3 separate regions of the Homo sapiens genome follow, and regions 2 and 3 are each linked to region 1. A link is an interaction called in ENCODE POLR2A ChIA-PET data of the cell type or tissue named here. Cell type or tissue: Panc1. All regions are shown on one strand. Each heading gives the region's core, and the rest is flanking DNA. Links, peaks and the distances in the headings are about the cores only.

Evidence for each region. Peaks named below come from ENCODE experiments on the same cell type or tissue, not always from the same donor. Only the 100,000 strongest peaks of a DNase experiment are listed, where the experiment ranks them.
Region 2: POLR2A ChIA-PET joins it to region 1 with 7 read pairs; 2 of 35 experiments call an interaction of 5 or more read pairs at or near these places.
Region 3: POLR2A ChIA-PET joins it to region 1 with 5 read pairs; 2 of 35 experiments call an interaction of 5 or more read pairs at or near these places.

Annotation. Positions count from the first base shown.
Region 1 is chr9:36,680,339-36,688,090 of GRCh38, forward strand. No RefSeq gene overlaps it. Among named protein-coding and RNA genes, the nearest start is that of MELK, 110 kb to the left of the region's middle. In Panc1, for the core only: no CTCF peak of the experiment used is centred there; no DNase peak of the experiment used is centred there.
Region 2 is chr9:36,735,137-36,742,888 of GRCh38, forward strand. No RefSeq gene overlaps it. Among named protein-coding and RNA genes, the nearest start is that of MIR4475, 85 kb to the right of the region's middle. RefSeq lists an enhancer at 3,269-4,468. In Panc1, for the core only: no CTCF peak of the experiment used is centred there; a DNase peak (open chromatin) is centred at 3,640; H3K27me3 peaks cover 45 bases.
Region 3 is chr9:36,313,792-36,321,543 of GRCh38, forward strand. LOC102724322 (a long non-coding RNA gene) reads left to right here. Exons shown (of 5, transcript XR_001746660.2): 4 at 2,926-3,001; 5 at 4,006-4,674. Among named protein-coding and RNA genes, the nearest start is that of GNE, 59 kb to the left of the region's middle. In Panc1, for the core only: no CTCF peak of the experiment used is centred there; a DNase peak (open chromatin) is centred at 4,203; H3K27ac peaks cover 4,939 bases.

The sequences.
Region 1 (7,752 bases), core at 1,717-6,716:
CAGCAAGAAACAAGTACACATGATGGAAGCACTTGTAGTGTGTTAGTAGTATCTATCTCATTTGCTTTTAATTTACGTTTCCCTAATGACTTTGGGATCCATCACATATAAACATATATGAAGCACTGCTTAGCCTTACTGTAAGTGACAACATATTCTATTTTCTCTTATAAACATCTAGTCTGACAATTGTAATCTTTAAATTAGAGTTCTTTAGCACATTTACTTTAAAATCCTTTTGGGGGATCAGGTTTATTGAGATATAATTTACATATGGTGGAATTTACCCTTTTTAGATGTACACTTTGATGAGTTTTGATGAATATATGTAGTTGTGTAACTACCACCATAGTTGAGATTAGAATGTTTCCATCACCCTAAAAAGTTTCATCTTGCTCTTTTATATTATAGGCAATCCTTTCTTCTCCCAGGCCCTTGCAATCACTGATAGGACTTCCATCTCTATAGTTTTGTTTTTTTTCCAGAGTATTATATAGGTGGAATCGTTTACTACATGGGAGTTGGGTATAACTTCTTTTCATTTAGCATGATGATTTTGAGACTTATCCATGTGGTTGTCTATATTAGTAGCTCATTTTTTATTGTTGAATAATAGTTTGAATAATATTGTTGACAGTAGTCAATTGGATATACCAAAATGTGTTTATTCACCAGTTGAAGGACTTTTGAGTTTTTACTTTTGGGCTTTTATGCTGCTGTAATCATCCGTGTGCAGGTTTTGATGTATGCATGTGTTTTCTTTTTTTTTTTTTTTTTTTGAGACGGAGTCTTGCTCTGTCACCCATACTGGAGTGCAGTGGCGCAATCTCGGCTCACTGCAAGCTCCGCCTCCTGGGTTCACGCCATTCTCCTGCCTCAGCCTCCCGAGTAGCTGGGACTACAGGCGCCTGCCACCACGCCCAGCTAATTTTTTTTTATTTTTAGTAGAGACGGGGTTTCACTGTGTTAGCCAGGATGGTCTCGATCTCCTGACCTCGTGATCCACCCGCCTCGGCCTCCCAAAGTGCTGGGATTACAGGCGTGAGCCACTGCGCCCGGCCATGTGTTTTCATTTCACTTAGGTAACTATCCAGGAATGGAATTAATGGATCCTGTGGTCAGTGTGTTTGTAGAAGGAACTACCAACAGTTATTAGCACATATGAGAGGTTTTTTTGTTTGTTTTGTTTTCTTTTTGAGACGGATTCTCCCTCTGTTGCCCAGGCTGCAGTTCAGTGGCGCGATCTGGGCTCACTGCAACCTTCGCCTCCTGGGTTCAAGTGATTCTCCTCCCTCAGCATCCCAAGTAGCTGGGACTACAGGCACGTGCCACCACACCCAGCTAATTTTTGCATTTTTAGTAGAGGCAGGGTTTCATCATGTTGGCCAGGCTGGTCTCAAACTCCTGATCTCAAGTAATCTGCCCACTTTGGCCTCCCAAAGTGCTGGCATTACAGGAATGGAGCCACCGCGCCCAGCCTGATTTCTTTTTTTAGGTCATGTCAGGAAAGATATTGATTCTTTTGATTCGTGAACATGGTTTTTGGTCGTCTTTAATTTGTCTCATCAGTGCCTCCATGTGTTTTTGATGCCTTTGAACTGGTATTTTTAAAATTTCAATTTCTAATTGTTCATTATAGAAACACAATTGGGTTTTATATATTGGCATTGTATTTTGCAACTTTCCTAAACTCACTAGTAATTCTAGTAGCTTTTTTTGGTAGATTCTTAAGGATTTTCTGTGTAAATAGTCATGTCATTTGTGAATAAAGCCATTTTTTTTTCCTTTTCAAATTTTGTGCCTTTTATTTCTTATTCTTACCATATCACATTGGCAAAGACCTCCAGTATGATATTGAATAAAAGTGGTGAGAGAAAACATTCCTGCCTTGTTCATGATTTTATGGGGAAAGAATAATTCTTTTACCATTAGGTATGATGTTAACTGGGTTTTTCATAGATGTTTGCCATCAGTTCAATGAAGAGCCCTTCTTTTCCTAGTTTGTTTAGATTTTTGTTCATGAATGAATGCTGAATTTTGTCATATCCTTTTTCTGTATCAAGACGATTACATGGGTTTTCTCTTAAATTTGTTTATATAGTGAATTACAACCAATTTATTTTTAATATAATTATATAGTTGAATTTACAGCTACCATTTTACTATTTGTTTTTCTTTTAATCCACCCATTTTATACTCATCTTTCTCTCCTTGCCTTCCTTTAGTTCAAATACTTTATATTATTTTATTATTCACCATCTATTAACATGTTATACATTTGTTTGCTCCCTTGTTAGTGGCCATACTAGATTTTAATATGCATGTTAGTTTATTATAGTCTACCATAGCATTTTCCAAACAAAGCAAACATTTTCCAATAGTTTAAATACATTACTCCTTTCTGCAATTTGCATTATTGTTGTCTGCATTTTAAATTTCAAAAGACATTGCAGTTACTGTGTTTTACAATTAGTATTCATTTAGATTTACCCACTTCATTGCCCTTGATTTCTTCCTGCATTTCTATGTTTTTATCTTGGGTCTTTTTTTTGCTAAACTTGGCATAAAGAACCCCCTTTTATATGCGTTTTAGTGCAGGTCTGCTGGTGGTAAATTCTCATTTTGTTTGAAGACATTTTTATTTTACTTTCATGTTAAAAAGATTTTCCCCCTAGGAATAGAATTCCAGATGGGCAAGTTTGCTTTCCTGCCTGTTCTTTCAGCATTTTAAAGATGTCATTGCATTGTCTTCTGGTTTCAATCATTTCTTTTGAGAAATCAGCTGTCAGTTTCATTGTTGCTTCTTTGAAGGTAATGTTTCTTTTCCTCTGGCTGCTTAAAAAATTATTTTTATTTGTTTTTGATTTTGACTTTGACTTTGATGTACATTTTTTTGTTTGTTTTGTTTTCTGGAATTTATGCCGGTTGGAGTTAGTTGAGAGACTTGAATCTTTATGTAGATGTCTTACCAGTTTTGAAAAATTCTCTACTGTTATCTCTTCAAATACTGCTTCTGCTCTAGTCTTTCCTTCTGAGGCTCCACTTACATGTAAGTTAAACCTTTTCCTTGTGTCTCACATACTTTTATTCCCTTTTGTATGTTTTCCACTCTTTGTGTGCTTCAGTTTACTTACTAACATGTCTTCTAGCTCATTAACTTTGTCTTCTTGTTGTGTGTAATCTGCAGTCATACTTATGTATTGATTGTTTTTATTTTTTTAATGGAGTCTTTCTAGACACTGAAAAAGATTATTTCTTTTTTAAAATTGTAAACATTTTGATTTTTGAAATGTTTTTAAGAGATGGATTTTCACTATGTTGCCCAGGCTGGTCTTTAATCCTGGGCTCAATGAGTTAAATCCAGCTAACCATTTTTGGCTGCAGGGCTCAAGTGATCCTCCTGCTTCAGCCTCTTAAGTAGCTGGGATTGCAGGTGTGCACCACTGCACCTGGCTTATATTGATTCGTCAGTGTAGCTATTGTGTTTTTAACTTTAAAATTTTTATTTGATTAAAACATAATTCTCCAGTGCAATTTTTCTTCTTTTCGTCTCTTCATTTTGTCTTGTTTTCTTGGACATAAATCTCAGCAATTTTTAAAATGTCCTTGTCTAATAAAACTCTAGTTTCAGAATCACCTGTGGGTAAATTTTTATTGTATATTTTTTCCCTTTGTTTTTCAACACGTTTCTTAGAATGTCTAGTAATTTTTATTGAATGCTAGATACTGTGTATTAAAAACTGTTAAAGCTTCAGATGATATCTTCCTCAAGGAGAATTCAGTGTTTCTCTGTCATGCAGAGAGGGTCAAGGGTGATCAAATTAATTCCATCAGTACTGAACTGATGTTTTCAGTTGAACCAGGGCTTTCAACTGAGAGCCTGCTGTATTTACCAAGATCCATGCTCCCAACAGGTCCTGAAAGATATCTAAGTTTTGCGTCCTCAACACTACAAGATTGTGGAAAACTGCTTTGGTTAGTTTTTGGTTTAATCTTTTACTTCCAGCTTTGCACAGCTTCAGAATGTCTTGGGGAGACTGACTATGTGTTTGAGGCTCCCCAAGTCTCCAGTTTTGTTACTGTAGCCCTGTACAAACATACAAAGCTCTGCTGTTTCTCTGATCCTTGGCAGTGCCCCTCTGTCTGGATAAAGCCTGGGGTCACCTCTCTGCAGGTCTCTCCTCTCCAGATTTTGGTTATTCATCCTCATTGCTTCAGCAGCTCCCTGATGCTTTTGAACACTTTTTAATTTTTTATTTCTTTAATAATTTTTATTTCAGTAGTTTTTGGGGTACAGGTGGTTTTTGGTTACATGGATATGTTCTCTAGTGGTGATTTCTGAGATTTTGGTGCACCTGTTACCCAAACAGTGTATACTGCACCAAATGTGTAGTCTCTTATCCCTCACCTACCTCCCACCCTGCCCCCTGAGTCCCCAAAGTTCATTATATCATTCTGGTGCTTTTGCATCTTCATATCTTAGCTCCCACTTACAAGTGAGAACATGTATTTGGTTTTCCATTCCTGAGTTACTTTATTTAGAATAATGGTCTCCAGCTCCATCCAGGTTGCTGCAAAAGACATTTCATTCCTTTTTGTGGCTGAGTAGTATTCCGTGGTGTATATATACCACATTTTCTTTATCCACTGGTTGGTTGATGGGCACTTATGTTGGTTCCGTATCTTTGCAATTGCAAATTGTGCTACTATAAACGTGTGTGCATGTGTCTTTTTCATATGACTTCTTTTCCTTTAGGTAGATGCCCGGTGGGATTGCCGAATCAAATGGTAGTTCCACTTTTAGTTCTTCAATGAATGTCCATACTGTTTTCCATAGTAGTTTGAACAAACATATTTTAATCCTTTTTTTTCTAGGTCTTTGCAGGAGTGTTAATCTGCCACAAACTATTCTATTCTACTTTGAGGGAGAAGTCTATTTTATTCTTAAATATGCAGATTAAAGCTTACTCAGTTTATTTCATGACACATTGACTAGTTGCAACCTGCAGTTTATGAAATGCATAAAGGATAAATGTGTGAGACAAATCCAGGAGATGGGTAGAATTATCAGATTTTAGGAAGTGTTTAGTTGTCAAAGGGGAAGGAGATGGTGGAATGAAGAATGCGCTGATTTTTCTGACTCAGACATCCAGGTGGATAGGCAAGCCATTTACCAAGATGGAGTGATAAAACAGGAGAAAGATCTATTTTAGAGAATTGAGATTAAGTTTACTTTTGTACACATTGAGTTTGAGATACCTATATGACATCCAAGTGGAAATTTCTGATATGCAGAAAGAATCACTTATTTGGAACCCAAGAGAGAGATGGGAGCTGGAGCTGTGACTTTGTTGCTCATTAGTAGATAGGTAGAAGTTTTCACACCAATTTTGTACATTTTTTAGTTAATCACATCAATTCAGCTGACAAATGCTATTTTACTACCCATCAGGCTGGATCAAGTAAAAACAGGTACTCTGCTAGTTAGGCTAAACATTTTCTTTCTTTCTTTCTTTTTTTTTTTTTTTTTCTTTTTCTTAGACAGAGTCTCTGTCACCCAGGCTGGAGTGCAGTGGTGCGATCTCGGCTCACTGCAACCTCCACCTCCCGGATTCAAGCAATTCTCATGCCTCAGCCTCCAGAGTAGCTGGGATTACAGGTGCACACCACCATGTCTGGCTAATTTTTGTATTTTTTTTTTTTTAGTAGAGATGGGGTTTCACCATGTTGGCCAGGCTGGTCTCGAACTGACCTCAGGTGATCCCCCTGCCTCGGCCTCCCAAAGTGCTGGGATTATAGGTGTGAGCCACCACACCCGGCCTAAATCTTTTCTTTAAGGAAAATAAAACATCAGTGGTTGCCATATCATCTAAAAGCTACCATTTAGTTCTAATTCTATAGAACCACTAGGAAAATTAAAGGAATGTAGACATGAGTTAGGCAAATGAGGCCGGACTAGTTCCCGAGAGGCAAATATGATCAGGTTGCTGGCACTAAACTAAATCTGCAGAGTGGTAAGTCGGCCTCATCATCCACTGGCCAGCCACACCTAGGCTTCTTTGTAGGGCATTTAGGAATCTTACATCCAGAGGAAGGCAGTATGAAGAGATGATAAGGGAACTTATGGTTGAAGAAATTAAGTGTTTGGAACCTGAGAAAACTCAGGGCATTACCCTCAAACATCTAAATGACTGTCACGTGTGGGAGATTATGAGACTTGTTTTAGCAGGCTGTATTGGGGTTCTCTAGAGGGACAGAACTAGTACGAGAGAGATATATATATCTCCTATTTATTAAGTATTAAGTTTATTATTTATTAAGTATTTAAGTTTATTAAGTATTAACTTTTAATTATTAACTTAATTAACTCAATTAAGTATTGAGTTTATTAAGCATTAACTCACACAATCACAAGGTCCTACAATAGGCTGTCTGCAGGCTGAGGAGCAAGGACAGTCAGTCTGAGTCCCCAAACTGAAGAACTTGGGAGTCTGATGTTCAAGGGCAGGAAGCATCCAGCACGGGAGAAAGAGGTACGCTGGGAGGCTAGGCCAGTGTAGTCTTTTCATGTTTTTCTGCCTGCTTTATATTCCAGCCACCCTGGCAGCTGATTAGATGGTGCCCACCCAGATTAAGTGTGGGTCTGCCTTTCCTAACCCACTGTCTCAAATGTTAATATCCTTTGGCAACACCCTCACAGACACACCCAGGATCAATACTTTGTGTCTGTCAATCCAATCAAGCTGACAGTCAGTATTAACCATCACACAGGCTAAGTAAGTCCAGTGAGAAGTTGGAGGTAGAGGTTGCATCTTACTCATCTTTGTGTTTCCAGCATGTAGTAGAGTCTGGAACACATCAGAGGCTCAGCAGATGCTCATAAAGTTGAATCACATTGAACTTGAGCTAACACTAAAAAGCTTTCAGAGACACTCAAAACTACCTGACAAGAGACAGGGCTGCTTATACAGTGGTTTCCTTGTTGTTGGAGTTGTTCAGACATTGGACAACCATTCATGGGATGTTGTCATAGAAGGGATTTAAGTATTGAACTAAATCCCATTGTCTTAAAAGCTTCCTTTAACCTTAGCATCTGTGATCCAGTAACAATATGGAAGATAATGGATCAATTATTTGGGTGTTTGTTGGCCGTAATAGGGAGCAATAAAATAATGATCACAGCAGCGATCATATATTGAGCACCCACTATGTGCCAGACACTATGCTGAAAAATTTATATCAAGGATTGGCAAACTTGGCCTGTGGGCCAGCCTGTGGCTTCTTTTTGTGATGTTTTATTGGAACATAGTCTTACTCACATTGTCTGTGGCTGCTTTGGTGCTACAGTGGCAGAATTGAGTAGTTTTGACAGAGACTGATGACTCTGTCATCAGTATAAAGTATTTTACTATTTGAACCTTTACAGAAAAAGTTTGCTGACCCCTGATTTAGGTAAATATAACAACTCTGCATATTATACATATTAACTCATTAATCTTTACGTTAACTCTGTAAGGTAGATGGTGTCCCTTTTTACAGAAGAGGAAGCTCAAGCTCAGGGAGGCAAAGTAATAACTCTCAAGGTCAAATAACTTATAAGTGGTTTGGATTGGAACCAGGTGTGGCAGGCTCCAAAGTCCATGTTCTTTCTTATACTAGAAATAGAAGGTCTACCTCTCTCCTGAAATTGTACCATATATGAAAGCATGATTATATATGATATTTATTAAGACATTGCCTTTTTATAGCAGC
Region 2 (7,752 bases), core at 1,407-6,406, 54 kb after region 1:
GCTACATGAGTTTACATTTGTCCATAAGCACCTCCCTGTTCCCCTCTGCCTCAGTTTCCCCACCTGTTTAGCCAAAAGGTTGGACACAATAGTCTCTAAGGGTTCTTCCGAGTCCAAGTCTGCCTGCCTTCCCCATCTGTCCACCCTGGCCGTTCTTGCCTCTTGGCTGCCTGAACACCTGAGCAGACACCCACAGAATGTGCTGTTTGGTGGGACCTTACCATCTTTTCACCCATTCTCAGGCCACAAACTTTTGCAAGGTTTGCAAGGAAGACGATTTTGTCTTTCTCTATCTGGACTTATATTTAATTTTATTTATTTATTTATTTTTTGAGATGGAGTCTTGCTCTGTCGCCTAGGCTGGAGTGCAGTGGCGCAATCTCAGCTCACTGCAACTTCTGCCTCCTGGGTTCAAGCAATTCTCCTGCCTCAGCCTCCTGATTAGCTGGGATTACAAGCATGTGCCAGCATGCCTGACTAATTGTTTGTATTCTTTGTAGAGATGGGGTTTCACCATGTTAGCCAGGATGGTCTTGATACCCTGACCTCGTGATCCGCCTGCCTTGGCCTCCCAAAGTGCTGGGATTACAGGCGTGAGCCACCACACCTGGCCTTATTTTTAATATTTTTTTTTTGAGACAGAATCTCGCTCTGTCACCCAGGCTGGAGTGTAGTGGCGCGATCTCAGCTCATTGCAACCTCCGCCTCCCGATTCAAGCAATTTTCGTGCCTCAGTCTCCAAAGTAGCTGGGATTATAGACATGTGCCACCATGCACAGCTAATTTTTGTGTTTTTAGTAGAAACAGGGTTTCACCATGTTGGCCATGCTCGTCTCGAGCTCCTGACTTTAAGTGATCTGCCCACCTCAGCTTCCCAAAGTGTTGGGATTACAGGCGTGAGCCACTGCGTCCAGCCCTGGACTTATTTTTTTCTTCTGAGTCATTCAGCTGCACGGCAGGAAGGCCATCTCAGAGAATTCCAAGTGGTCTCGGTTACTTTGGGTTCTCTCTTCATCCCCCTCTTCATCTGCCAGATTGTGTCTAAATTTTGGGTGGGGGTTCACTTGGTGCCTTGGCAAAAGAGAGCTGGGGGCTGCCTGTGTTTTGGAAGACACTCATCTCTGCTGTCAGCCCTTGAGACCCAGACTGCTGCTCCACCATCCCTCATTCTCAAAGCATACCTCTCCAGAGGTGAGAGCAATCTCACCCACTTTAGAGGCTGCTAAGGGGCATGGGAGAATCCAGCTTCTCTCTTCCACGACAGGAAGCCACAGGGCTCCCAAGGCCCTCTTTGCTCAGGTACACCACACACAGCCGTTTCTACTCTGTCCCTCCCACACTACACTTGGCACTTGGGAACTCTGCCAGGCTTGATCCTCTGTGGGCTCCCCTGGGGAAAAGGCCCAGGACCCTTCTACTTTAAGATTCTCCAAATCCACCTGAGATTTTTGTAATCTCTGTAACCCTGGCCTCGGCCTAGGGAAGGGCAGGGTTCAGGGCGTCTCCAGCATCCCGCCTCTGACATGGTTCTCTCTCCCAGCCCAGCAGGTTTTAAATTTCTTTTAGCTGAAAAAACAAACAAACAAACAAGCAAAAAAACCTGACTCTGACAAATGATGCATTGTTCCCAGTCCTTTCGTCTGATACCTTTTTTTGTTGTTCTTTTAAATCTCTCTCTGATTCTGCTGAAACAACTTGATTGCCTATTGTGCAATTTGAGTGAGGCAAGAGCAAAAGTTATAAGGAAATATGGAGGAAAACACCTCAGTGTATGGCCCAGATATTACCTGGCCCCATTAAGACGGAGGACTGGAGGCTTGGTGAATCCATGGTGGATCTATGACTAACCCTTGGGTTACACTCTGCCTTTCTCTGGAGCCACGTTCAGATGCGAGAAATCCTGCTTTTCTTCAAGTGAAAACCATCCTTGTCCATGTGCTTTCTACCCCTCTTGCTTCTACTCTGAGGCCAGACCCTGGGCAGCCAGGGAGCTCAGGAGGGGTTGGCAGTTGCCCAGATGACCTGGCCCAAGAGGACTACTCGGTGCCACCCCTCTCTGTTACCCCTGTCCCGGCATCCTGGGACATGGGTAAGACATATGGCATGACTGCAGCCAGCCACAGAGCCGTGGAGGCCAGGTGGGGGCTGCAGTCTCCTCTCGTCAGCTTTGGTCAGCATCGCACAGTCAACTTGGAGCCCCACACTTTATTATTTAAAAAAAACTTTTATTGCTTATATTTATTATTATACAAGTAGTGTATATTTGTTATAAGAGCCAGAAAATGAAGATAAACAAAAAGAAGAAAATAAAACTCATGTGCAATCCTAATATCAAGGGAAAACCCTTTTCAACATCTTGGGGTCCATCATTATCTCTGTATATGTCTTTTTCATTTTTAAAGAAAAGGGATCAGACTGTACACATTATTTTTCATTTAATATAATTCTAAACTATTTTTCTACTAAATATACTTCTGCAACATTATTTCCAACAGCCATATGGTATTCTAGTAGGTGCTGAAATGGAGCAACCACCCCCTATTATTGGAAATTTAGGTATTTCTTTCTTTTTTATATATACATATATATAATTTTAGAGGTGGAGTTTCGTCATGTTGCCCAAGTTGGTCTTGAAGTCCTGAGCCCAAGTGATCTGCCCACCTTGGCCTCCCAAAGTGCTGGGATTATAGGTGTGAGCCACCGCACCCAGCCTTCTTTCTTCTTCTTTTTTTTTCTTGAGACAGAGTCTCACTCTGTTGCCCAGGCTGGAGTGCGGTGGTGCAAACACAGCTCAGGCAATCCTCCTGCCTCAGCCTCCCAAGTAGCTGGGACCACAGGTGTGTAACACCATGCCCAACTAATTTTCTAAGTTTTTTTTTTTTTTTTTTTTTTTTGTAGAGACAGGGTCTCACCATGTTGCCCAGGTTGGTCTTGAACTCCTAGGATCAAGCAGTCCTCCAACCTCAGCCTCCCAAAGCACTGGGACTACAGGCGTGGGCCACCCCACCTGGCCAAAAGTATTTTTAATGTTTTAATTTTATTAAACTGAACAACATAAAATTTCTAACATTTGACTGTTCTTGACTTAAAAAATGGCAACTTCATGTGATTTGACCAAACATAAATGATGCTGTGGTGAACATACTTGAGACTAATCTTTGCATAATTTTTTTCTGATTACTGACAATTACATGTCTAGGATTGCATGCCTAGAAATCCACTTGCTGAGTGAAAAGGGATGCGTGCTTTTGAAGAGACCCACACTTTAGTATACTGACCTCTTGGCGTGTGTCCAGGGCAGAGAGGAAACGGACCAGGGTGAGAAACCGTCTTAGGAGCTTGCTGTTGGAGTTGGGCTTGACCATGTCCTGGCTGCTCCCCTCACTAGGCTGTGGCCCTGGACCAGTGGCAGCACAAAGGGGGGAACTCCAGCTCTGGAGAGCCATCTGTCTGCAGGGTTTTCATAGTGAGACAACTGGTGTTTTGTTTCAGAGATATTGGTGGTTTGGCGAAGGCTCAGCCATTTCAAACTCCATCTAACTTCCACCAAGCTTCGAAACTCTGCCTGAATTTAAGATCCTCTGAGCCTTGGGATCAGAAACCCTCTTTTCCAGGTGACTCAGTAATAAGACGTGACTCAGTAATAAGACGGCCCCTCCCTTCCTGCTCCTTAGAGATGAGGCCTTTCTAAAGGACTCACAACTGCCTCCATGGTTTTGAATGTTTTAAAATGTAACTTGGCCTTGAGGGTGGATCCAGGCCTGGCTGTGGAGTGAGGTTCTGATGGATTCTGGGGCGGCAGACCTCTTGAACCATCGAAGCGTGCAGGCTGATTTTTAAAAATAATTGTCCTTTTTAATGATGTAAAACATGTCATCTAGATTAAAAAATAAACACACTTTATTACTTTCCCAGTCTTTTCTTCCTCCCTCCCAGGGCCAGATGGGGATTGCTTGAATATTTCTGGCGTATTTCACATATTTAATAACGCCCTTGGAGGTTCTTCCAGAACTGATAAAAATGTGGGATAGACAGTGTTCACAGAAAGGAAAGCTGGTGGTGTGTGTTCGTGTGTCGGGGTGGGGGTGGGAGATGGGGGGGGGCATCTGTTTTGGAAGCAAGTCAAAAGGCATGTACTTTTTATCTTGAGCAACAAAGGACATTGTTTCACTGTCTCCCCGCCCCAACTCTTGCCTTTTGGGGGTTGGGGGAGCAGAAGGAAGAAAAGAGAGAAAAAAATCACTGCAGCTAAAAAAACTAGAGCGGCTTCAGAGAATCAGTCCTTCCCCCCTTCCCCGACAGCTTTCCACTAGCTCTCTTGCGCTACAGCGAATCCAAGAAAATAATTAAAGCTTTAATTTATTTATACGTCTTCTCTATAGATATTATAGATCTCACAATCGCCGCCTCCTAATTTATGCACGCAGAGCCTGCGGCAGCTCGGAGCCGCCAGGGTTGGGGGGTCCGGGCCCCTCGGAGCGGGACGGCTGTCAGCCCCCGCGGTGGCCGCACAAAGGCTGGGGTCCCGGCGGGCGCACCTGGGTGATGGGCACCTCCCGAGACTCCCCGGGACGGAGGCCTGACAGCGCGCGGCGGCCGCCTTAATAGACTGCGGGATGTTCTCCGGGAGAAGGCTGCGCCGGTCCCCGAGGACAGATCATCAGGCAGAGTGGTCCCCGGAGCAGGATTTATTAGCAGACAGGATGGGGAAGTTGATTAGCCTCCGCGGCTGAACGGACATCCTGTCAGACAGGCCTCTTAATCCAATCACTTACCTGTGGAGGGGAGCCGGCTGCCTCCTCCTGGCCCCCTTCCTCCTCCCATGGCACCTGCGGGGCCACGCGGGGTGCTCCGGAGCCAGGGTACACAGGCCAGGCCTTCCGTGCCTGGCCTCGCTCTCTGATTCAGTCTCGTGGTTGATGCAACCTGCAGGCTGCTCTTTTGGGCTCACTGCCCTGGTGGTGACTCTCCCGCATAGAGACCTTACCTTCTGTGGCTCCCTCTTCCCCACTCAGGAAAATCCCCTTCCCCTCCCTGGGCTTGCCTCATTTGACCCTGAACCACCTTTCCAGCTTCAGCCTCCACTAGTCCTTCTCTTGAGTGGCCTCTCTCCATTTCCTGAACCTCTCCTGCCTGCCCCCTGCCCTTGCTTCAGGTATGGGGTCTACTTAGACTGTTCTCTCTCTCTCTCTTTTCCCCCAAATCCTTCTTGTCCTCCAGGGTCTAGCCCACAAGTCTCATCTTCCCTGATTCCATGCCCCCTCCCTCCAGGCCCAGGTAATTTCCCTCTCTTCTGAAGCTTTATCCATCTGTGGTGGGTGAGGATTCCAGGCCCAAATCCTGCTTCCACCTCACCAGCTCTGCAGCCCTGGCCAGATGACCTCACTGGCCTCCCCTTCTGGGGATGACAGCAGCAAGTTCCTCCAGGGTCTGCTGAGGACCAAATGAGAGGGTGCATGTTGAGAGCTGGCGGTAACGTCCAGCCCACAGCAGCACGCAGCGGTAGGTGATTGTTTCACCCTGGATTGGGATCATTCTGTATGGTGGGGTCTCCTTCACAGTGCTGAGTTCCATTAGGACAGGGGCCAGGCCTCACCATCTCCTCCCTCTTTCCGTCTCCCTTGCCCTAACACCAAGCACAACCCTTTCCAGATAAGATGGCTGAATGTTTGTTGAATGCATGGGGCAACCATCTGCCACACAGTGGACCAAGGATGGCGAACCCTCTCTCGGAGTGACCCCACGGGGCCCCACCTTTGGCTTACCTGACCATGGAAGAAGAAGGACTGTGAGGGACAGGGCCTCCATCTGCTTCTGTGGGGCGGGCATTGAGATGTGTGTTCTCTCCAGCTCTTGTCAAGAGTTTAGGAATTCAGACCCTATTGATCCACTGCGTCTTCAAAGCCATCTGTTATCATTAAGAAACAGGACCTGAGCCCCGGATGCAGCGGCTGGCACTGGGTAATTTAGAGCATTTTACACACACACACACACACACGCACACACACAGAGAGAGAGAGACATGGCTAAAAGAAGTTAGCTAAGGCAAACATTGAACACTTGGCAGGCAGGGAGGGAAAGAACCAGGGGACTCATAGAAACCAAAGGTTTCTACACCGCTACATTAAATTCTACTTCCTGGTCACAGATTTTCATGGTTGATTGTAATCGTCTATGGGCATTTGACTTTGGCAAATGTGGATGCCAAGGTCTCACCCAGGCCCTGCCACCTCCTACTGATGTCTGTCCCTTGCTGCTCACAACCGTCAGTCTTGACTGGGTTGATGTCAAGGTCACTGGTCCCTAGTTTGCGCCATCTTCCTTATTTTCCTTTAAAACAAACCAGAATAACATTTGCCAGACCACAGTTGTCAGGCAACTTTCCCATGCCTTGGTGTTTCTCAAAGATTTCTAGCTGTGCCTGGGTCATTTTGGTGTGGCAGAATTTACCACTGGAAGAAGATTCAGAGCAGGGGCCTGGTTAGATGCTGCTACTGATTAGACGTGTGCTTCTAGGTGGGGTGGCATGGGAGAGTGTGGGCACTTAACCGAACCTCACGGAACCTCAGTTTCTTCATCTATCATATGGGGATAATATTTGGCCCACTACTACAAAAGGGGAGATTTAAGGGTAAGATGAGGTGCTTGATAGGAATGTGCTTTTAAAAGCACAGTACTATACAAAATTAAGGCATAACTACTATCAGGAGATTGTGCCTAAAATATCTAATACTCTCAGTGCTAGGTGCTGGAGAAGTAAAGGTGACCAAGCCTCACTCTGCTCTCAGTGAGTTTCACAGGCTAAAGGGGGAAACGAATATGGGGACGCTAACTAAGCAACCAGCAGGATCCGTCCAACTGGACCTTGGGTCGCCCTTTCAATCCTGGAGCCCCTGTTCCCTACAGCATGTGCCATCAGAAGGGGCTCCGGCCAGCACAAGGTCAGGCAGCTGTGGCACTGCCCTTGTTCTGCTGTTTGATTCAATGGATGAGATGGAGTAAACATGGAGGCTTCTCCTTTTAGGATGGGGAGTTTATGTCTTAAGAAAAATGACAGATGCCACTGAACCTTTTTTATGACAGATTCACTGAACACTGACGTCTGTTGATTGTGTCAATAGGGAGAAAGAGGGTAGAGAGCTGAAGAAATTCCTACCCCGAGCTACCCTCTCATCCATGTATCTTTTTTTTTTTTGTCTCCAGTCCTTGCTTCGGGAATCTCTGCTCAGACCTGCAGTGCCCTCTCCAAGGGGGATCAGCTAAAATGCCTTCCATTGCATGGATCCTGAGCTCCCCCGACAGGTATGGCAGCTGGTAACTGCAGCTTCCCTACCCCTCCCCCAAAGGGGCAGGTGCACAGCTCTGATCTGGGGCTCCTAGAGGCAGAAGCACTCTTCCGGACTGTTCTGTAAGTGATTCTCACTACGACTGGGAGGAGGGAAGGGGACTGTTGTCCCAGCCTCTCCCATTCTGTGCCTCCCTCTGCCCAGTCTATGGGCACCCCTTGGGGCCCCAGAACCCTTCTTAGGTAAGCAGGAGTGCGTAGGATGCAGCACCAATGAGGAGAATAAATTTGCTCAGGTGAACATCCCCTTATTGAGGGAAGGTCCTTACGTTTTCAAGATGATTATGGCATTAGAGCTCAGAGTGCAAGCGCATATATCTCAACACAGATGAGCTACAGGGCCCCGATTCCTCTGCCTGTTAGGGGCTGACCTCTTGGGATAAAGCAAGGGGCCGTGACTCAGATCT
Region 3 (7,752 bases), core at 1,407-6,406, 370 kb before region 1:
TGGTGGTGGGTGCCTGTAATCCCTGGTACTCGGGAGGCTGAGGCAGGAGCATCATTTGAACCGGGGAGGCGGAGGTTGTAGTGAGCCGAGATCACGCCACTGCACTCCAGCCTGGGCAACAGAGTGAAACTTTGTCTCAAAAAAAAAAAAAAAAAAAAAAAAACACAAATGTCTCCCTGACCCTCACGTCAAGAACAAGACCTGACATCAAGTATGCACTCGCACTGAATAAATGGTTATATTTTCATACACTTGTATGAAGAAAGGGTTATATTCTATGGATTGGATTAACTGGGGGAAGAAAAGTTTCAGATGAAAGAGACAATATGAAGAAGCGCTTTGAGGACTTGGAGAGAAGAGCTAGGCATGGCTGCGGTATAAGTAACATAGCAACATTGCTGGGCGCAGTGGCGCCCACCTGAGGTCCCAGCTACTTGGGAGGCTGAGGTGGGAGGAATGAGCTGAGGAGTTCGAGTCAAGCCTGGACAATATAGTGAGGTCTTGTCTCTCAAAATAAAAAGCTTTAAAAAAAGTTTTTTAAACATTAAATGCATACAAGGCAAGAATGCAAGAGATGTCACAAAACTTATGTGGCCATCACCAGATAAAAAGCATAGACAATGGCATATCCAAATAGAGGAGAGAGAATTCACTGTGAGCAAGCAAGGCCTCCCAGAAGACATCTGGCATCCAGTGGGCCTCAAAGAATAGCAAAGATTTTCAAGGCTGAAGCAGGGACAGCTTCCTGTTACTAGAACTCCTGGAACCAAGGGTTTACGCAGGACAGGCCCAAGAAAATAGATTGGGAGTTTCCAAACTGTGGCTGTCCAGTGGCCCCTGGCTACCACAGGAGGGAAGAAAGAGTTCTATCTTTAGTCCTTAAGATCAGAACTAAAACTCTATCTCTTCTATAACAACCAGCCATAATCCATAGGCTTTTTTTTTTTTTTTTTTTTTTTTTGAGACAGGGTCTAGCTCTGTCACCCAGGCTGGAGTGCACGGGTGAAATCATAGCTCATTGCAGCCTTGACCTGCTGGGCTCAAGCGATCCTTCCACCTCAGTCTCCCACACAGCTGTGGCCACAGGCACATGCCATCATTACTGGCTAATATTTGATTTTTTGTAGAGATGGGATCTCACTGTGTTGCCTAGGCTGGCCTCAAACTCCTGAGCTTGTGTGATCCTCCCACCTCAGCCTCCCAAAGTGCTGGGATTACAAGTGTGAGCCACTGTGCCTAATCTATAAATTGCTTTCTGATATAAGCTACTTTCTTTTTAAAAGTGTTTTTAGAAAAAATAAAAAGCATGTAAGAACACAGCTTTAAGACCATTTTAAAAGAGAATTTAATCCAATGGTTGTGAGCTGAAGTTGGTAAAGCCCACATAATGCTGGGTCATGCACATACCGAGATACTCAACAAGGCTTTGATGAATAGGTGAATCAATGAATGAATGAAATGCCTGAGGCCATCCTGATTCCCTCAATGAACTGAAGCAGGGTGACAAGGGTGTGGGCAGAGTGGGGGGTCAGAAGTGTGAGGGGAGGGGGGGATGTGGATGAGCCACTCAGGAGAAGTCTGTCTGATGAATAGGTTTCTAAATCTGTTGCTAAGAAAGCAGCAGCAGACATCTGACTTTTGTGGGTAAGCCCTTGTTCGGCCTCAGAGCTCCATGTGCAGGAGATAGCACAACCTCCATTTCCCCTGCGTCTGGTCAAAGAGGCTTTCTGGTTAATGTTTGTAGGACACAGAGACAACAAATATAAACAAGTGCCTGGCCTGGGCAAGGTGAAGTTTTGGTTTGGGTCTTTTTTTCCAGTTTTAACAGGGTCTGTGATGGGGGCAGGCATTATTCAGTCTTTGCCAAATGATGTTCTGAAACCCCTTCCCGGTGGAGGGCACAAGGGCAGAGTCCTATGAAGAACAGACAGGCATGGCCAAGGCATCTGTGTACCTGGCAGCGTTTGGAAGTCCCCCTTCCCTAGGCCGAAGGCTGTCCTTTGTTTAGGTGAGCCCTCTCTAGAGCCAGACTGAGGCAAGGACAGTCATTGGCTTTCTGGAGGCAAGGAAAATCCCTGGCTTTCTGGGAGAAATACACATTGATGAGCAGGGAAGTCCCAGACCTGCTGGGAAGACAGGATTTTTGGAAACAGACAGACGTAGGTTTGAAGTCTGACCACCTACCTGTCTACCGGCTGGGAGAGTCATATCTAATTCCTGCTTCTTCCCAACTTACTCTAAATCTGAAAATGTTTAAATCTCAGCCCTAAGTGAGTAGCCCCCAGGAGGAGCCAAAGGAGGGGTGGGAAGGAGGGAGAGAGACAGAGGGAGGAGAGAGGGAGGAGAAGGAGGGGGAAGAGGGGAAGGGGAGAGGGAGAGGGGGAGGGAGAGAGACAGAGGGAGAAAGGTAGAGAGGTGAGGGAATAAAATGGGACCCCAGCTGCAGGGCCCAGAGCAGCCCTACCAGCCAGTAAATGATGGCTTCCAGGCAAAGAGAACATTGTACTGCAGGCAGTAGCTGAGCTGACCTGGACACTGGAAGTCAGGGGCCCACAGACAGAACAGAGAGGGCTGTACATTCAGTAAAGAAAAAATTACACACTTATTTTCATTAACCCCTAACTAAACTTTAGCTATTCCTTCAGTTAATGTATGCAACAAAGTAGGGTGTATCAGAGGCACCTGCAAGTCTGGCGCAATTTGAATCTGAAATATTTTCACTTCCCACTGCGTTTGTTGCAGATACCTTGAAATTTCTTATATTCATCACTTCTTCAAAATCATCGTTGTTATTAGAGCGACTGCCAGATCTTATCATGCAATGCATTAATAAAGTAGCCTTTATCTTGCCTGAGTTTGTTTACATTTTGATAACTGTATTTCAATACAGCAGGTTCTGTCTGGAGTCCTTTGTGCTTGTTTTAGGCATGAAGAACATGACTCCAAGAATCCGTCCATCCACCTCCCCAGGCTGCCGAAGACGGGAGCACGGCACACAAGGGTGAGAACTGAGGAGGGCAGCTGGCAGGGGCAGGCTCTGAAAGCACAGCTGTGTGAAGGTCCGGTTCAATATCCGCTTCAGAAGACACACAGCCCTTTGTTGCTCATGTCTGTTGCTGTCTAAAGTTGATCAAGGGCCAACTTAGAGAACAGGATGGAGCTGTGGAGAGGAATGGGTAGAATGCCATGGAGATATTGAGAACAAAAGGCCATGGCTAATACTCCCACTCCGGCCCCAGCACCCAGGCACAGGGAATCTGAGCCCCCTCCACCCACATCTGCGAGCCCCTGACAGACTCAGCAGATGTCAGCTTTTTTGAAGAGACGGTGTCTCTCTCTGTTGCCCAGGCTGGAGTGCAGTGGTGCAATCACAGCTCAATGCAGCCTGGAACTCGGCTTTGCAAGTGATCCTCCCACCTCAGCCTCCTGAGTAGCTGGGACTACAGGCATGCACCACCACGCAGAGCTCCGGTTTTTTGTTTTTTTTTTTTTGAGATGGAGTTTCCCTCTTGTTGCCCAGGCTGGGGTGCAATGGTGCCATCTCGGCTAACTGCAACCTCTGCTTTCCGGGTTCAAGCAATTCTCCTGCCTCAGCCTGAGTAGCTGGGATTACACGCATGTGCCACCATGGCCAGCTTATTTTGTATTTTTAGTAGAGATGGGGTTTCTCCATGTTGGTCAGGCTGGTCTCGAACTCCTGACCTCAGGTGATCCACCCACCTGGGCCTCCCAAAGTGCTGGGATTACAGGCGTGAGCTACTGCGCCTGGCCTCGCAGAGCTAATTTTTTACAGAGGCTGGGATCTCACTGTGTTGCCTAGGCTGGTCTCAAACTCCTGGCCTCAAGCGATCCTTTGGCCTATAATCCCAAAGTGCTAGGATGACAGGCGTGAGCCACCGTGTCCGGCCTCTGTCTGCCATCTAACTCGCAGCCTGCTTCTATCATGTGCTGGAGAGCTGCCCTGCCTGCTGAAGAAAGCTGAGACCCCAAACGTCTTTTCCTCAGGAAGGTGAAGGTGAACTTGGTGGCCTTTACCTGATGACTCTGCTGATATTTGATCCCTGAGGGAATGAGCCACGGTTCAGCACCCAACCCCCACTTGAACTCTGCAGTTTCCCAGTTTCATTAAGAAGCCCATTGTTGAGTCTGGCCATGCGTCAAGGACACGTGGACTCTTGGGGCAACCCCGTTTCTCCAGCATCCTCCCAGGTGATGGGTTGGTGTGGCCAGGAGCCAACAGGAAGGGTGTGGGCCAGAGGGGAGAGGCTTCCTAGCAGCTGGCTGCCCTGGAGCTCCGGGAAGGTTTGACCATCAGGTTTACTGCACCAGGAATATATCCTTCAGTTTCCCCCAGCCAATCTGTAGAATAAGGAGAAATGGAGAGTGTAGGAAGATAACTGCAGTGTGGACACAGCCTCAGGTTTCTTCTTCGGTAAAGCTGATGTTTATTACACAGGGGCATAGTAAGTGAAGCATGCACTTCATTTTTCATTTTTCCTAGAATCCAGTGCTGCTAAAAAAAAAAAAAAAAAGGACAACTGTTTACTCACTGAAGAGCAAATATATACGTTGTTGGATGAGGAAGAAAAAGTTCCGTTGGGACGGGGCGTGGTGGTTCACACCTGTAATCCCAGCACTGTGGGAGGCTGAGACAGGAGGATTGCTTGAGCCCAAAAGTTCGAGTCCAGACTGGGCAAGATGGCGAAACCCCGTCCCTCCAAAAAATACAAATATTAGCTGGGCGTGGTGGTGTGCACCTAGTCCCAGCTACTTGAGAGGCTGAGGTGGGAGGATCGTTTGAGCCTGGGAGGCAGAGGTTACAGGGAGCAGGAGGTTACAGTGAGATGAGATTGCGTCACTGCACTCCAGCCTGGGCGACAGCAAGACCCCGTCTCAGAAAAAAGAAAAAGTTCCATTGCTCCCCACCACCCAAATGAATGCCACCTAAAACAGCTCCTGAATGGCTGGGGGCCAGAGTGGCGGGTTTTGGGAGAAACAAACCACAGCTGCCAGTTATGAGGCACCAGCTGCACCACATCGTTTCATTAGATCCCCCGCGATGCCATGAGGCAGGAGCTCTTCAACTCACTTTCCACATGAGGAAAATAAGGTTTCGGGAAGTTAAGAAACTTGTTTCTGCCACACACATCTTACCTTCTGATTTGATTTTGTGAGAAAAGCCTGGTTTGTTTGTTTGTTTGTTTGTTTTTGCCTGAGCATGGTGCACATTTCAATCTGGAATGAAGGAGTATAGTGAGGGGGAGGTGCGGCGCACCTCAGCTGTGCAGGTGTGTGGTGTTACTTAAAGCACACCATAGCGGCTACTGGGAAGCCTGGGTCCCAGCCCTGTTGCTAAGCTGCTGCTTGACCTGGAGTAGCTCCCTTTTCCCAGCGTGCCTCAGTTTCCTCATGGGAAAGCTCACTACCAGCTGAAGGTGAGTGGACTGGGGATGGAGAGGAGGGGACAGAGCTGGGGTGCAGGCCGGCAGACGGGTGGAGTGTGGGAGAGGCTGAGATGGGGAGAGTCCGGGGAGCAATGGGGTTCCAAGGAGGGGGCTGAGTCCTGGCCTGGGGAAGTCAGGTTCAAGGCGCTGGCGTCCCAGCTGATCCCTGGACCTGAACAGGGACCTGTTCCCTGTCCTGCTTGGAAGTCCCATCCTGGGTGTGGGCAGCCAGAGAAAGGAAGCGTTCTCCCAGTGCTGCCATGGGCTGCAGCCCTACCCTGCTGGGCTGAGTTCTGTGTTTAATGGAGGGAGGAGGAGGAGAGGGGTGAAGAGCTGGGCCTTCTGGTAGCTTTTTATAATTATTTCTAAAATGCTATATTTGGATATTATTTTCTGCTTCTACAAATAAAACATGCATATTGTAAAAAAATTCAAACATAACAAAAATCTGAAATTGCTGGAAATGCTTTCCCAGGGCTGCTCCCTAGAACAAACTATTAATTATTAGGTGCTCATTGTACATGCTTTTTTACTCCTTTATTTTCCTTTTTTTTTGGTAACATATGAACATGTTTATGTTGGACAATATAGAAGTATTTGAATCCAAATATCAGAGTTCCTCTTCCACTCCTTTCAACCTCCTGGTATGGCAGGCCAGGCCTCAGGAACGCGGGCCTCCGTAACAACTATTTCAGTACTGACTGGTGAAGTTAAATATTAAAAGCTGGTAGAGCCAGTGTCCTTACACAAAAGCTGGAATGTAACAAAACCCCACCCAGAGTTTCGCCTAGGCCTTTCCTGGGCCTTAAAGCATGACAAAATAACGAAGGCATTCTTAACAAAACCTGTTTAGGATTAAACAAACAAGTTTTATTGGGGGGTCTGAAGAAACTCCCCAGGCCTCCACGAACAAGTTTATTGGAGGTTGGAAGGAACTCCCCAAACCTCTGTGATTTAGTAGGAGACAAGATAAGGGTAATCACTGCAGCACCTGGACCCATTTAGATTAAGTCAATTTACTGAGGCTCCAGAGGAAGGTCTTCAGGACTCAGACCTTAGTTATAGATTAGAAGTTAATCACTTATGTCTTTAGATAAATGCACACTTACACGTACACATAGAGCTTAGAAGGTATATAAGCTCTGGAATACTTTGAAATTTTGAGTTGGTCTGGCGATAATTTCCAGGCCTTCTCCCTGCACCTGGTTACAGAAATAGAAATTCTCTTCTTTCCCAGTTTATCTGCATCTTGATATGGGGCCACGAGAATAAGCAGCTCGTCCCTCGGTGTGGTCCGGGAGCACTGGCACTAAGCACTGGGCAGTGGGAGGGCAGCTTCTGGGCAGTGCCCCCCAGCCTGCTCCCTCCTGCCACTCCACCTCCCAGGCAGGTCCTCCCACCTCCCCAGGGGTGTGGTGGGGAGGGCTGGGGAGGCCTCAGCACTCCACTGACTCATCAACCCTTCTGTCCTTTGATGGGTAGGATGGGGTGAACGCTAATGCCAGCAGACCTGGTTTCATAATATCTTAGTGTGTTCTGCATGTGTGATCCAGCCCCTCCCTTGGGATGCAGGGGAACTATGCATCTTTTATGTATTCTCAGACTTTGAGGTCTCAGCTGAATTGGAGACAGAAATAATCCCATCTTAATGTCCAGTCACATAACTATATCATCACTTATTTAACTGGCTTTCACTGATGGACATTAGGTTGTTGTGTGAGTGTGCATGCAATACACATCACACCCATGTGTGAGCTCCTGTGCTAGTATTAATATTATAAACAATGCCTCTCATCATGCCACCTGACTTCAAACTATACTATAGAGCAGCAGTAACCAAAACAGCATGGTACTGGTACAAAAACTGACACATAGACCAATGGCACAGGATAGCCTAGAAATAAGGCCACGCACCTACAACCATCTGATCTTTGACAAACCTGACAAAAACAAGCAATGGGGAAAGGACTCCCTGTTCAAAGTGGTGCTGGGATAACTGGCTAGCCATATGCACAAGATTGAAACCAGACCCCTTCCTTATATCATATACAAAAATTAACTCAAGATGGATTAAAAACTTAAACATAAAACCCAAAACTATAAAAACCCTGGAACACAACCTAGGCAATACCATTCCAGACATAGAAACTGGCAAATATTTCATGACGAAGAAGCCAAAAGCAATTGCAACAAAAGCAAAAATTGACAAATGGAATCTAAAGAGCTTCTGCCCAGGAAAAGAAACTATCAACAGAGTAAACATGCAACCTACAGAATGTGAGAAAAATTTTACAAACTAGGCATCTGA